Linked DNA regions of Homo sapiens: region 2 is linked to region 1. The links are chromatin contacts, found by Hi-C in ENCODE. All regions are on one chromosome and are shown on one strand. Each heading gives the region's core, a stretch centred on a gene start or an enhancer-like site at or near the end of the contact. The rest is flanking DNA. Distances are from core to core; before and after follow the strand shown.

Evidence for each region. Hi-C counts contacts between places; a loop is a spot of excess contacts on that map. Pooled maps may share reads with other maps.
Region 2: a pooled map shows a loop between it and region 1 (2.9-fold over the local background). The contact joins two enhancer-like sites. A Hi-C loop is called at or near these places in 2 of 37 single-sample maps with no recorded cell type and 9 of 50 pooled maps.

Annotation. Positions count from the first base shown.
Region 1 is chr11:35,028,741-35,034,615 of GRCh38, forward strand. It overlaps LOC105376626 (a long non-coding RNA gene), which reads right to left. Exons shown (of 4, transcript XR_001748180.2): 3 at 1,429-1,525. Among named protein-coding and RNA genes, the nearest start is that of MIR1343, 90 kb to the left of the region's middle. RefSeq lists enhancers at 1,273-2,472, 1,435-1,554. Within about 2 kb of position 1,456, at least 18 of the 41 ENCODE cell types and tissues checked have a DNase peak (open chromatin) inside an H3K27ac peak, as active enhancers do.
Region 2 is chr11:35,268,482-35,275,232 of GRCh38, forward strand. All of the region lies in intron 9 of SLC1A2 (solute carrier family 1 member 2), which reads right to left. Among named protein-coding and RNA genes, the nearest start is that of SLC1A2-AS1, 10 kb to the right of the region's middle. RefSeq lists an enhancer at 4,265-4,314. Within about 2 kb of position 4,135, at least 5 of the 41 ENCODE cell types and tissues checked have a DNase peak (open chromatin) inside an H3K27ac peak, as active enhancers do.

The DNA.
Region 1 (5,875 bases), core at 206-2,705:
CCTTAGTCTGGCATGTTATGAGGAGTTCATTTTTTAATGATATAGAAACCTTGTATATCAGTCAATCTGTTGCTGTGTTAAAAAAAAATATATAGTAGCTTAAACAATCATTACTCACAAATGAGGGGATGGTGCTGATTCTTAGGGTCTGACCCAGTTGATCTTGGCTGGGCTCAGTCATGTGTTTGTGCTCAGCTGATAGGTCAACCTGGTGCTGCCTGATCTGAGATGGCCTCACTCACATGTATGGCTATTAGCTATTTATTGAGTGGGTTTAAAGTCTCTGGTAATGAGGTTATATGTTTCTCATCAACCAGAAGCTAGCCCAGACTCATCCATGTGGCATTGGCAAGATTCTGAGAGTAAGATTGGAAGTGCACAGCCCCTTGATGCCAAGACTCAGAACTGTCACAGCGTCAATTTTGTGCCATTATAGTGGCCTAAGCAGGTCACAAACCAGCCCAGATTCAAAGAATGGGGAAGAGTTGCACAGTAGCATTAAAAAGAGCTCTGTACTGAGAAGGGAACAATGTGGACATTTTGGCAAACAAGGTATCTCACATTGGAAAACAAAATTTTTAGACATATAATCATTCAAAACTATTTAACAGTCTTTATTCTAGCCAATCAATCATGAATGCAGAGTTTTCCATTCATTTTGAAAGCCAATAGCTTTAAAATATATACATTAATTTAGAAGGATGCAGAAATGAGCCAACAAAATTAATTCAAAAAAATTAGTACCAGGACTATTGGGTAAATATAAAGGATTAAAGATTACTTTTTAAAAAAATCTAACGTTTTGTATTGCATTAAGTTTTCCATGTACTTTCATATATTTCATTATTTCTGAATCATACAATATATATAGTTCTTTCCACTTTATGGATAAACCTCTGAGTCTCAGAAGCTTGCCCTAAATCATTCAGTAAGTGGCAAAACCATCACTTGGATCCTGGTCTTCTGACTATAATCCCATGCACTGTCTACTTTATCCTGCAGCCTGCAGGTCAGAAAGGGTTGGTCTAAATGAAATTGTGTCTATTTTTATGCAATGAATAAATTCTTGAAATTTTTCTTGAAAATCATAATTATAATTTAAATGCTATGATAGAAGTTTTCAAAAAGTAAATAATCATAAATGGCCAGTGACTCTCAGCTGTCACTGAATGCTGTGGATAAAAAAAAAAATCCTTGAAAAAAAAATGAGCTCTTAGGTTTGCACATGAATTCAGAGGTAGCTTGGGAGTTTGAGGTTTTCTAACTATAGGTCCCCCAAACCCTCTTTCTGGTGATAATGACAGCTTCTTGGGAAAAGTCAAGATGCCTCTGTTTTGGGTGTGGTTCCCGAATTTGCTTCTGCAAGCAGCGTGACTCATTTGTTGAGCTCACTTTATGCAAAGTGGTTGTGGGAAGTGAGCTACTTACCAGGAGAAAAATGTAGTATTTTGGGGGTTTCTAATGGCTTTCCCGAGACGAGGTGTCTGCTGAGCTGGAACAGCATTAGCACTTTGAAGGGTGTGTTCTGTGTCAGACAGAAAACCTAGAGTTAGTACCATCTGATGACTTCTACCAGGAAGGAAGGAAACTGACATTTATTGATCATGAATTGTGCAGATCGTATGCCAGGTGCTTTGCATGTATTATTATTTTTTCATCCTCATAAAAAACCCATTTTATAAATAAGGGGACTAAGGTTTGGAAAATTTGACAGGATTTATCATAGTCACAAAGCCAGTAGGTAATGGAGATAGGATTTTAACCCCCTTACTCTTTCTGAATCCACCAGGCTGGGGAGGATGTGTGGTAAAGATCATAAATTTAAGTCAATATTGGGAAATTATGTGAAAGGCTTAAATTAGCAACTGCAGCACCTTAAGAAAAATTAAAGAGAAATTGTGTGTGGTAAAAGGAATTTTTTTTTTTCTAGTGAAATTTTGTATCAGTTTGCCTGGGCTTCCTGTGTGAGATGCTCTGTGTTCCTGGCGAGAGGCTGGGCCCAGCAGGCCTGTCCTTGTGCTCAGCGACTCTCCCACCTCTCCAGCCGATTCCTTCCATCCTTGTACGAGGCTGAATTCTGACGCCCAGGATGAGCTCCAGCGGACGTCAAGCTGATGTGTCATCTTATGAGTGAGGGCTTCTGAGCTAGTGCCCATGAGCTCTGACTCATCAGGCTTCTAATTATAACTCGTCCTGGCTTCTCAGATAATGGGTTTGTCTCAATAGTTTCCAGGGACACATTAGACCAGTCCTATATTTTGTGGGACTTGGGTGTTTAGGCAGCCCGTGGTGTTCTGGGCGGAAATAGAGAAGAGACTGACAAGTCATCAAGAATTTCAGTGGTGCCCCTGAAAGTTGTCACAGCATCTCAAATGTGCCTCTGAGCAAATGGTCTTTGGCAGAGCTTGGCAACCCTGCTTCAGGTTCCAACACTACAGCGTACAATCCCTAAAAGAGCTTTGGCATCCTGAGGATGTTAATGTCCCATAATGCCCAATGGCTGTGGTGGTAATGATGGGTAATAGACTTTAGACCCCACAAAACCAGCTCTCCAGGCACCCCACAGGGAACAGCAGTGGGCAAAATAGTGGGCAGAGCAGAGAAGGAAAGTAACATAGGATTCTACGTGGTTCCCACCTGTGGAAATGAACAGGACCCTTGCAAGTCCATTTGGGGCACCTCTAGTGACTCCTCGAAGACAAAGCAGATAAGGACAAGAGCTTCTGAAATAAAAACTGCATTGACCCAGAACTTTGGGACTGCAAGAGGACTGAGAGGCCCTAAATTTAACCACTACATTTCACAGACCAACTATAGCTCAGAAAGACTGTGATTTTCCAGTATTGCACAGCTAGTTAGAACCTATAGCTTTTCAACCCTCCATCTAGCATCTTTGATGCCCAACAAATAGTAAGTATTCCTCCAAAATTAAAAAATTTCCTTGTGTTCATGATTCAGTTGATTAAAATTGAGGTGGCTTTTTTTTTTTTTTTTGCCATTTTAAAGGACGTTGACAGAATCATTCAGTGGTATATCTCCAACTATAAGATCTTTTGAATTTGACACCACATCTAAAGTTCTTTTTCTTTCTTTTTAAAATTTTCTTTTAAAAGTTTACTTGACTCGATGGATTCAACATGTAAAGTTAGTTCTGTCTTTATGGTTTTCACACAGAAATTTGTATTGATGGTGCAAAGCTTAGGATTCTTCAAATGAGTTTGTTATGGAGGCTTGCTTTTCTGTCCTGCCTATTGCTACTACATTATCTCTGCATCTCAGATACAAATCAACACTGACTGAATCACAGAGCCAGCTCATGATAGGCATGTGATGACGAGTGAACCAGGAAAAGGGCAAGAGGGGCCTGGGGCTAAATCTTAGCCTGAGTCAAACTTGGGAAGAGACCAGGACATCAAGTGTGGAGGCCCAGAGTGAGAGTAGAATCAGTCTTTGGAGTAGAGCAGAGACAAGGTTTGAGGCAGAACAGAAAGCAAAGAAGGAGGGTCTAGGGAACTGCAAAGAGATTTCCATTCTAGTGCTCACACTCATCAACTTGTAGGAATTCACAGATCAATGGATTAGTGATTAAGCTTGGTAGGATTGTTGTGTAAATGGCCAGTGGTGTCTGCTCTGGATGAGGAAAGGAGAGTAAATGTATGAGTGCTGCATATTTGCAGTCTACAGCAGTATAGCCAAATGCTTACAAGTGCAAACTGCAGATGGTCTTATCGCTGCCCCTTATAGCTGGTGACATTGGACAAGTCACTTGACTCTTCATTGTCTCATTTTCCCAGCTTGAAAAATGGGTAAAAACTCATAAAGGTTTTCTGAACATTAAATAGAATTATATAGGAACGTTGCCTAGAACAATGCCTGGGACACAGTCGTCACTCAACATATGTTAACTATTATGACAGTGCTATCCCTGGTCTTGGACACTTGCTATGAAAAGCTTTGGAGTATCTGCGATATGTAAGGATGAGGATCAGATTTAAAAGGGCATAGCAAACTTGGGGTTAGTTGGACAACTTCTCTTTTTCTGATAATGTCTATAAAGGTGTTTTGAACCAAGAGTACTTAAAACAAAACTTTAACATGTGTTTTGAGCCTGACTGCTGGAGGGGATGCTTGAAAAACAATGTGGATTACCTAAAAGCAGCCTCCACCTTAATCCATGTTGGCCGCTAAGTGTGGGGTTTTGTTGAAACCACTCATACCACTTAATTAGCTTGCTCAATCGTTGTTTTTAGTCTGAAAATTTTTGAAAATCCTCCCCCTGCACTAAAATTAGGGAATGGAGGAGTGGGAATAAGAGAAGCTCTAACCACGCAGGCTTGACCTTGTATAGTGGAACAGACTTTGCCTTGCACCAATGGGGATTGAAGATGGCATGACCTCTTCTCTGAACTCCATCTCATTGCCCTAATGAGGACCTGGCAGCGCCTGGGTCCGCCACTTGACTTCCAAGTCTCATGATTAGAGGCTCTTTATTTGCTCACACCTCACATACTTCAGGTTCAGGAAGTGGAGGAGGTGCCAGATCTCATTCCGCGTCCCTCCTGCCCCTTCAGAATGTATACTTCCTTGCTACCGGTACCCTCTTTCCTTTCTGCCCTCAATCCTCAGTCTGCTGGTCACACCTCATTCTCTGAGGACTTAAACATCTGTCTTCCTCTCAAGGCCAAATTCCATTGTCAAAGAGAATGAGAGGAGAATTATTTCTTCTCTACCTTCTGAACAATTGGACATTGCAAGAGAAAACCAAAGAATGAAGTTCATTGGTTTCACATAGCATTCATGATCATCAGTCTCAAAAGATGTCTAACAATCCTACCATTTTTCTCTAGAAATCTAGCCTTTCCAGTTTCAAGGTGACTATTTGTACCCAAAACACATCCTGCTTTCTTCCACTTACCTCTGGGGGCACTTTTCCCCAAACCTCACTAAGAAAATAAAAGTGGCCAGACATGTATCACCTCCATTTCCCTAATACAAAAACAACAAACCTCTCTATGTGGCACTGATCTGCTACTTGCCTCCTGTTGCAAAGCACAAAGTGCTCCTCTTCCCACCAGAGGCTAGCCTCTCTTATCTCCTCCTGTCCTCTCAAAGACTTTGATGTCTTACCGCCTTCTTTCCCTCTGATAGCTATAAATGTTTCCTTTCTACTACAATATTCTCATCAGAATGTAAATATTATGTAATGGTATTTCTCTAAAAAGCAAAACAAAAAGTTTCATCCCTTATTAACTGAACAGTCCTCCACCTGTTCTACTCTTCTTAGCCAAAATTCATAAAAAGCTCCCACATATTCTGTTTCCATGTTTTCTCCCATTTAATCCTCAACTCATTTCAGACTGACTTCCATCTCCACTTCTTAACTGAAATTGCTTTTGTTGGAGTTACCCAGGACCTGGAAATTCAAGAGATACTCTTCTTACTCAACCTTCCTCAAAATGCTTTCTTCTGTTGACTTTTCTCTCACCTAACTGTCTAATCCTGCTCAGTCCCCTAGGCTGTTTCTTCTCATTACCTCAGTATCCTAACAGTAGAGTACCCAAGGTTCAGTGCCGGACAATTTGTCTCCTCTGTCTATACACTCATCTCAAAGATTTAAATGCCATCTGACCACTCTCAAATTCATGTATCCAACCTTGATAGCTGTAATGACATCCTCACTCTAATAATAACAATAGTAAAGAACAACAAAAGTAAGTGATATGCTACATTCCAGGCCTATTTGAAGCACTTTACGTGATTGGATAATAGATACTTATCACATACTTTGAAGTAGATTCATTGTCATCCCCATTTTATAGATGGGAAAATGGAGGTATAAATACATAGTTTTGTATCTTGCAACCTACAATTGATA
Region 2 (6,751 bases), core at 2,885-5,384, 240 kb after region 1:
GCCTGGTTAACAATACAGTACTAAAAATACAAAATTAGCCGGGCATGGTGGTGTGCACCTATAATCCCAGATACTCAGGAGGCTGGGATGGGAGAATCACTTGAACTGGGGAGGCAGAGGTTGCAGTGAGCCGAGATGGTGCCACTACACTCCAGTCTGGGCAAGAGCAAGACTCTGCCTCAAAAAAAAAAAAAGAAAGAAAGAAAAGAAAACAAAGAATATACTTTATAGATACTACCTTATTAACCCTCACTGTAACTCTGAAGAGGTAATATTATTCGTATTTACTAGATGACAGAACTAAGGCCTGGAGAGATTAGTGGCTTCCCAAAGTCTGACATCCTAGTAAAGTCATACAGCAAATGTGAACACAGGCGGTACCATTCCAGAATCCACCATCTGCCACATGTTGAGAAGCACCCTGGAACCACACAGCCCTGATTTTGAATCTAGCTCAGCCACCTACTAACTGTGTGATCTGGATGACTTACTGCTGTGATCTGAACGTTTGCATCCCCCCAAAATTCATATGACGAAACCTAATCATCTCCAAGGTGATGGTATTTGGAGATGGGACCATTGGGAGGTGATTAGGTCACAAGGGTGGAGCCTTCATGAATGGGATCAGTGACCTCAGAAAAGAGGCCCAATAGAGACTCCTTGGCCCTTCTACCATGTGAGGCAGAGTGAAAAGATAGCTGTCTATGAGGAAGCAGGCCCTCACCAGACACAGAATCTCCCAGTGCCTTGATCTTGGACTTTCAAGCCTCCACAGAACTGTAAGAAATAAATTTTTGCTGTTTATACGCCACCTACCTGGTCTATAGTATTTTGTTATAGCAGTCTGAATGGACTAAGACACTTTCTCAACCATAATTTTTCTCATGTAGCCAAAATAACTATTAATATTTTGTAGAATTTGGGGAAGACAAATTCAGTTCCTAGCCTATGGTTGACACTCATTATGTGCTGGGTCCTACCGTTTTTGGGGATAACTCCACTCACACACCATGTTATGAACAAAAGCACAAAATATTATGCTAAAGGGTTAATGACTTTTCCAGTTTAACACATCCATTTCCACTCAAGTGGTTGACATAAGTTTACAAACGACTGCTTCTTCAACCCTTGACACCAAATCCTTGCTCTCCAGAAGCAGCCACTGAAGCAGCCAAGTTTTTGGAATAGGATTTCTGAGTAAGTTTTCCCCACATTTTTTCTTTTTACCACCACATCTCTTCCATGCCATCAAATCTCCTTGAATTTGAAAAAGAACTCTGGCCAATGAAATAGCCATTAAGACAGGAATGGATGGAAGACAGAGTTGTATAGAATAAAAGCAGACTGGCCGGATGCAGTGGCTCACGCCTGCAATCCCAGCACTTTGGGAGGCTGAGGTGGGTGGATTACTTGAGGTCAGGAGTGCAAGACCACCCTGGTCTCTACTAAACCCAGTCTCTACTAAAAATACAAAAATTAGCCAGGCGTGGTGGTGCACGCCTGTAATCCCAGCTACTCGGGAGGCTGAGATAGGAGAATCGTTTGAGCCCGGTAGGCAGAGGCTGCAGTGAGTCAAGATTGTGCCATTGCACTCCAGCCTGGGCCATAGAGCAAGACTCTGTCTCAAAAATGAATGAAAGAATATTTTAAAATGAATTTTTAAAAAACAATAAAAGCAGATTGATGCTTTTATTCTTTTGATGCAAAATCAAGATGCAAAGGGCCCTGGACCTTGGGTGAGAACACTAACCCAGGGCTTCTGATTCCCATTTGAGCAAATAACTTTTCACCTGAGCAAGGGAATGAGGCTAATCCCAACCTCACAGGAGGTTGTACTAAGCGGAATAAGAGAAATACTAGACATCCTTTAAGTACTCATTGTAGGTTACAGGCATACATGAGCAAGAAAATGTTCCTTTTCTTACACCTGTTAATAGCTAAGTAGAAAGAAGAAAACATCAACTCTAATAGTTTGAGTTCTTTGTTAGTGAATTTATTTATTCAACAGATGTTTAATAAGCATCTTAGAGTGTGTAAGGGCACTATGCCAATTGCTTAGGCAGCAAAAATCCTTCTTAAACTCCCTTTTCCCCAAGAACCCACGTACTGTTTATTTGTCTACCTCCTCCACTAGAGTGAGATAAATGTTCAAAAAGAAATGAGTACAGAGTGCTACAGGGTCATGTAGGTAGAACACTATCACACTTGGGTCATAAGAAAAGCTTTAAGTAGAAGTGTCTTGAGTTGGGCCCTAAGGATAAGTCCAAGAAAATGAGATAGAGAGAGGAAAGAAATAATATGCATGAAATCTAAGAGGTAGGAACACTTAGATGAATTCAGGATGGCTAACAAGTATAGTGAGAGACGCAGAAAGTAAGAATTAACCAAATCATGTATGGCCTTATCAGCCAAGTTCAGGAGTTAGTCTTTATCTCAAGTGTAATGAAGAGCCATTGAAAGAAAAGATCATGTTTGTTCCATTGTGAAGAACGAACTAAAAAATCATAAGCCTGAAAGAGTGAAATCCAGTTAGTGAGGATATGATGGGTTTGGAGAAAGATGGATTTGAGCAAGACTCAGGAGACAGAATTATAGGACTTGAAGACTGATTGGTTATAGGGAATAAAAAAGAGTCAAAGATTCCTCTCAGGTTTCTGGTTTGGGCAACCAGTAGACAATGTAACCATATGTAGGGAGCATGGTCAGTTGGAGCGGGAAAGATTCTGGCTTTGGTTTGGACACGTTGAGGGTGAAGCATGTGACTCAGTTATGAGCAGATGCCCCACAGATGGCTGGTAATATAGACTGATGGTCAGGAGACACATCTGTGATGCAGGTGATAATAGGACTCATCCCATAGAGAAGGCTGAGGATGCCACCGAGGTGCTTAATTAACCCTTGGAGAGAATGCAGAGTGTAAAAAGCAGACAGTCTAGGCTGGAACACTAAGGTCAACCAACTTTTAATGAATGGGCAAGATAAGAGCCTGCAAAAGTTAAAGGAAACTAGAAGAGTTTGTCATTTTGTAAGTAAATGGAAGTATGCTTCAAAATAAGGGTATGGCAAACAACCCTAATTATTATCTAGGGATCAGGTGAGATGAGGGTAAGACGTTTCTCTGGGAGGCTGAGGTGGGTGGATCATGAGGTCAGGTGTTTGAGATCAGCCTGGCCAGCACGGTGAAACCCCATCTCTACTAAAAATGCAAAAAATTAGCCGGGTGTGGTGTCGTGCACCTGTAATCCCAGCTGCTCTGGAGGCTGAGGTGGGAGAATCGCTTGGGCCTGAGAGACGAAGGTTGCAGTGAGCCATGATAGCGCCACTGCACTCCAGCCTGGGCAACAGAGCGAGACTCCATCTTAAAAAAGAAGATTCTTTTGGTTTTAACAACAAAGAGGTCACTATTGGCCTGGCAAGAGCAGTTTCAATACAGAGGTAGTGATAGAAGCCAGCTCACTATAGGTAAAAAATGGAAAGTGAAGTGAAGAAATGGAGACATTATGTATAATCAGCTTATTCAAGATGATTGATTGAGAAAGGAAGGAGAGGAAATGGCAGATGGAAATGGAAAGGAGATCAAATTTGTGTTTTGTTTTAAGAGGTAGAATATTTGAACATGTTTAAATCAAAATGAGAAGAGGTTGGTGGGGAAGAAGTAACTGAAGATACAGAGAAGAGGGAATAATTGATGAAGTTAGGTTCCTAGAGAGATCAGAGAGGATGGAAGTCCAGAGTGGAGATAAAGGCCATTTCCTTTGGTGGAGGGACTGTATTCCATCAATACAGAAGGGAAGGAGTAAAAGGTAAGATTATGAAAATAGGTTTCTAAGTGAGAAGGCAGGACGTTAAAGGGGATCTGTTAAACAGAAAGCTGTCAATTTGGATTAAACTAGAATACAGAGCCCTCTCATGCCAGGTTTCTCTGCCACAAGGCATTCTGGGAAGATTCCCAGGATGCCCAGCCAGGAGGTAGGTCATGGCTGCTCTGCATGGGTCTTCCTTTCTGAAAATGCTGCAAGGCAGAACACCCTTGAGGCTGCCAGGGGAATGTCTGACCAACTCTGGGGAAGTTTAACTGGGGCCCAAGGCAGGACATGGGAGTTTGTGGTTCATGTGTGGAAAGTTTCTTCACAGGCAGAGTTTCATTTTCTCTCACAATCATCCCTCACCACTCAGGAAACCCTGTCTTTCGCGTTGCCCTCAAGAGCTTTAAGGCTTGGTAAAAGACAACTTTTAGAGTGTGTGACACCATCTTTGGGTCTGGACGCTGTGTGTCAGGACTGCAAGAAGGGGATGAAGATGAAAGCAGATCTTGCATTTCATGGGTTTTCTACAGATGACACGGCTATGCTTTAGAGGTCACCAGGAACCAAAAATGAGAGAGGGGCTTGACCGAGTTACTTCACACTGAGTCACTGGGTCTGGTTCACTGAAAGAAAAACAAGTACCAAGGTACTCTCTCTCATCTTCATCTCTCAGTCTAAATCCTCCAACAGGGAAATGTGAAATCGTCTGGAACTCCTGGTTCACAGAGAAGAACAGGGCTGAGGGAGCTGTCACCCACAATTCATCTGGTGTCTTGCATTGGATTGAACCATATGAAATTGCCATTTATTTCCATATAAAAAGGTCAAATATTGGCAATTTCATATGGTTCAACTTAATATTGATAGAAACAAAACATAGCACCTGCCTCTCAGGATGCATGGTGCGAAGGGACTGTCTTTAGGGGCAGGGTGTGGAAGAGGGGTCACTTGAGGCCCCAAACCCGAGGAAGGCTGGCACAGCTCTGGGCATTCAAGGGCTAAAGTCACATGGGGTTAGGGAAGAAAAGGAGATCCACGTAAGCATTGGCTAAGAGCGTGAAGTCCGGATACCAGCCTGGATGACACTCCCAGCTCAAGCATTAAAGATTTCTTAGCCTGTCCTGCTCAGCTTTCTCATTCGTAACATATGGAGAGGGATACTCACCTGCAAGCATGTTGAGAAGATAATAACTGCTAACATGTATTGAGTGCTTGTCAACCAAGAGGTCCTCCACCAAGGCTGTTTTATATAAAAGGCTTATATGACCCAGAAGAAGCTTCTCATTATATTACCATTTTTAGTCCAGGTGAAAAGGGGATCAGAGCATTTTCTCTTTTATTCCTCCCTACACCTTATCCATTTCTTTTTGCACCTAGGAGGCTCCATTGGGATTTCTTGACCCCATTACTAGACTATAAGCTCCTTGAGGACTGAGACTATGTTTCATTTACTTATGGCACAGGCTGGGCAGGGGAGAATGGGGAGGCTGGTATGTGGAAGGGGCAGGACCAGGATGGATTGTGAATTTAAGACTTGAAAGCAGATTAGCTCTAGAGACACAATTGGTTTTTGTTTAGTAAAACATCTGGTTAGATATTTTCGTGGTAAAAAGTCAGGATGCAGGCCATGATCTAGCAGGATGAGGAGAGAGGCACAGAGAGCTCAGATTACTTTACAGATGAAAAGGAGAGGGGTGTCCAGAGAGCTGGGGAAATATTCAAAGATGGAGAACAAGGAGTCCCAAGGGGAAATTCCCAGGGGTGGGGAATACTAAAAGATTTTTTAGAAAAGGAGATGCCTAACATTACATTTTTATTTTATGTCTGTGCTACCTGAAATTATTAACAGTGAAATAACACTTGAGATTCAACAGTCGATGAAGGGGAGACGACTTCTTTTTCATTTTATTACTCTTTTGAACTTTGTCCTTCCCTTTGCTATGAACATGCATTTATTTTGTGATATATCAAAAAATGATTTTGCTGCGCAGAACTATAGCCCTGCCCCATCCCGCCTTGATCTGCAATTATGCTGCCTCAAGTCAGAGAAACTTTGGTGAGAGAGGAAAGGACTTAGTGGAAAAGGGGCCACATTCCATGGGGAGGTTGATGTAGACCGGAGATAAGATGTAAAAAAGAGAATTCAGTGGAAGTGGGAAATCAAAGCAAAAGACTAAGATAGACATAAGCCCCTAAAATCTTCAAAGAAAAGGTTAACGTAGGAATTAGTTTTGTTTTCCACCAGCCATGAGTGGAGGGTCAGTTAGTTAAGTTTGTGTGTGTGTGTGTGTGCATGTGCATGTGTGTGTCTCAAATTTTTAAAACAGCAGAACTCAGATGAGCATGCTTGGAACACCCAAGGATATCTAGATCATCTGGGTTTGAACCCCAATTCAGCCAGTTAATATCCACTAAATTGGGATAAGTTACTTCTCTCTGAACCTGTTTTCTCAACTGTAAAACAATGATAATACTATTAGTTGCTTCATAATCTGCTGTGACTTTCAAACGAGCCCATGTAAAGTGCTTAGAACAATATCTAACACTTAAGGAGCACTCACTAAGTATTAGCTATTTGCATCCTGTATCTTTTCAATCTATTTTTTTGAAAGGATGCATCAACTGTCAAGAGTTAACTCAAAAAAAAGTAGAGGTGCTCATATACCCACAATCAGAAACTCCTGTTTTCCTTCTCCGTCTCTAGTTCATTGCTTCTGGAAGGGAGAGTCCCTGGAGATTGCATCATCAGAATCACCTGGGAACTTGCTAGAAATGTCAATTCTCCAGCCCCACCTCAGATATATCTCTGGGAGATTTTGGTGCATGCTCGAGTTTGAGAATGAATGCTCTATTCTCTCCAGAGAGGAATGCTGTTGGGAGGAGCTTCAGAGCCCTCCTGGAGGGTGGAGGCTCTTTGAGGTCTTCCTTCTAAGTGCCGTCTCAAC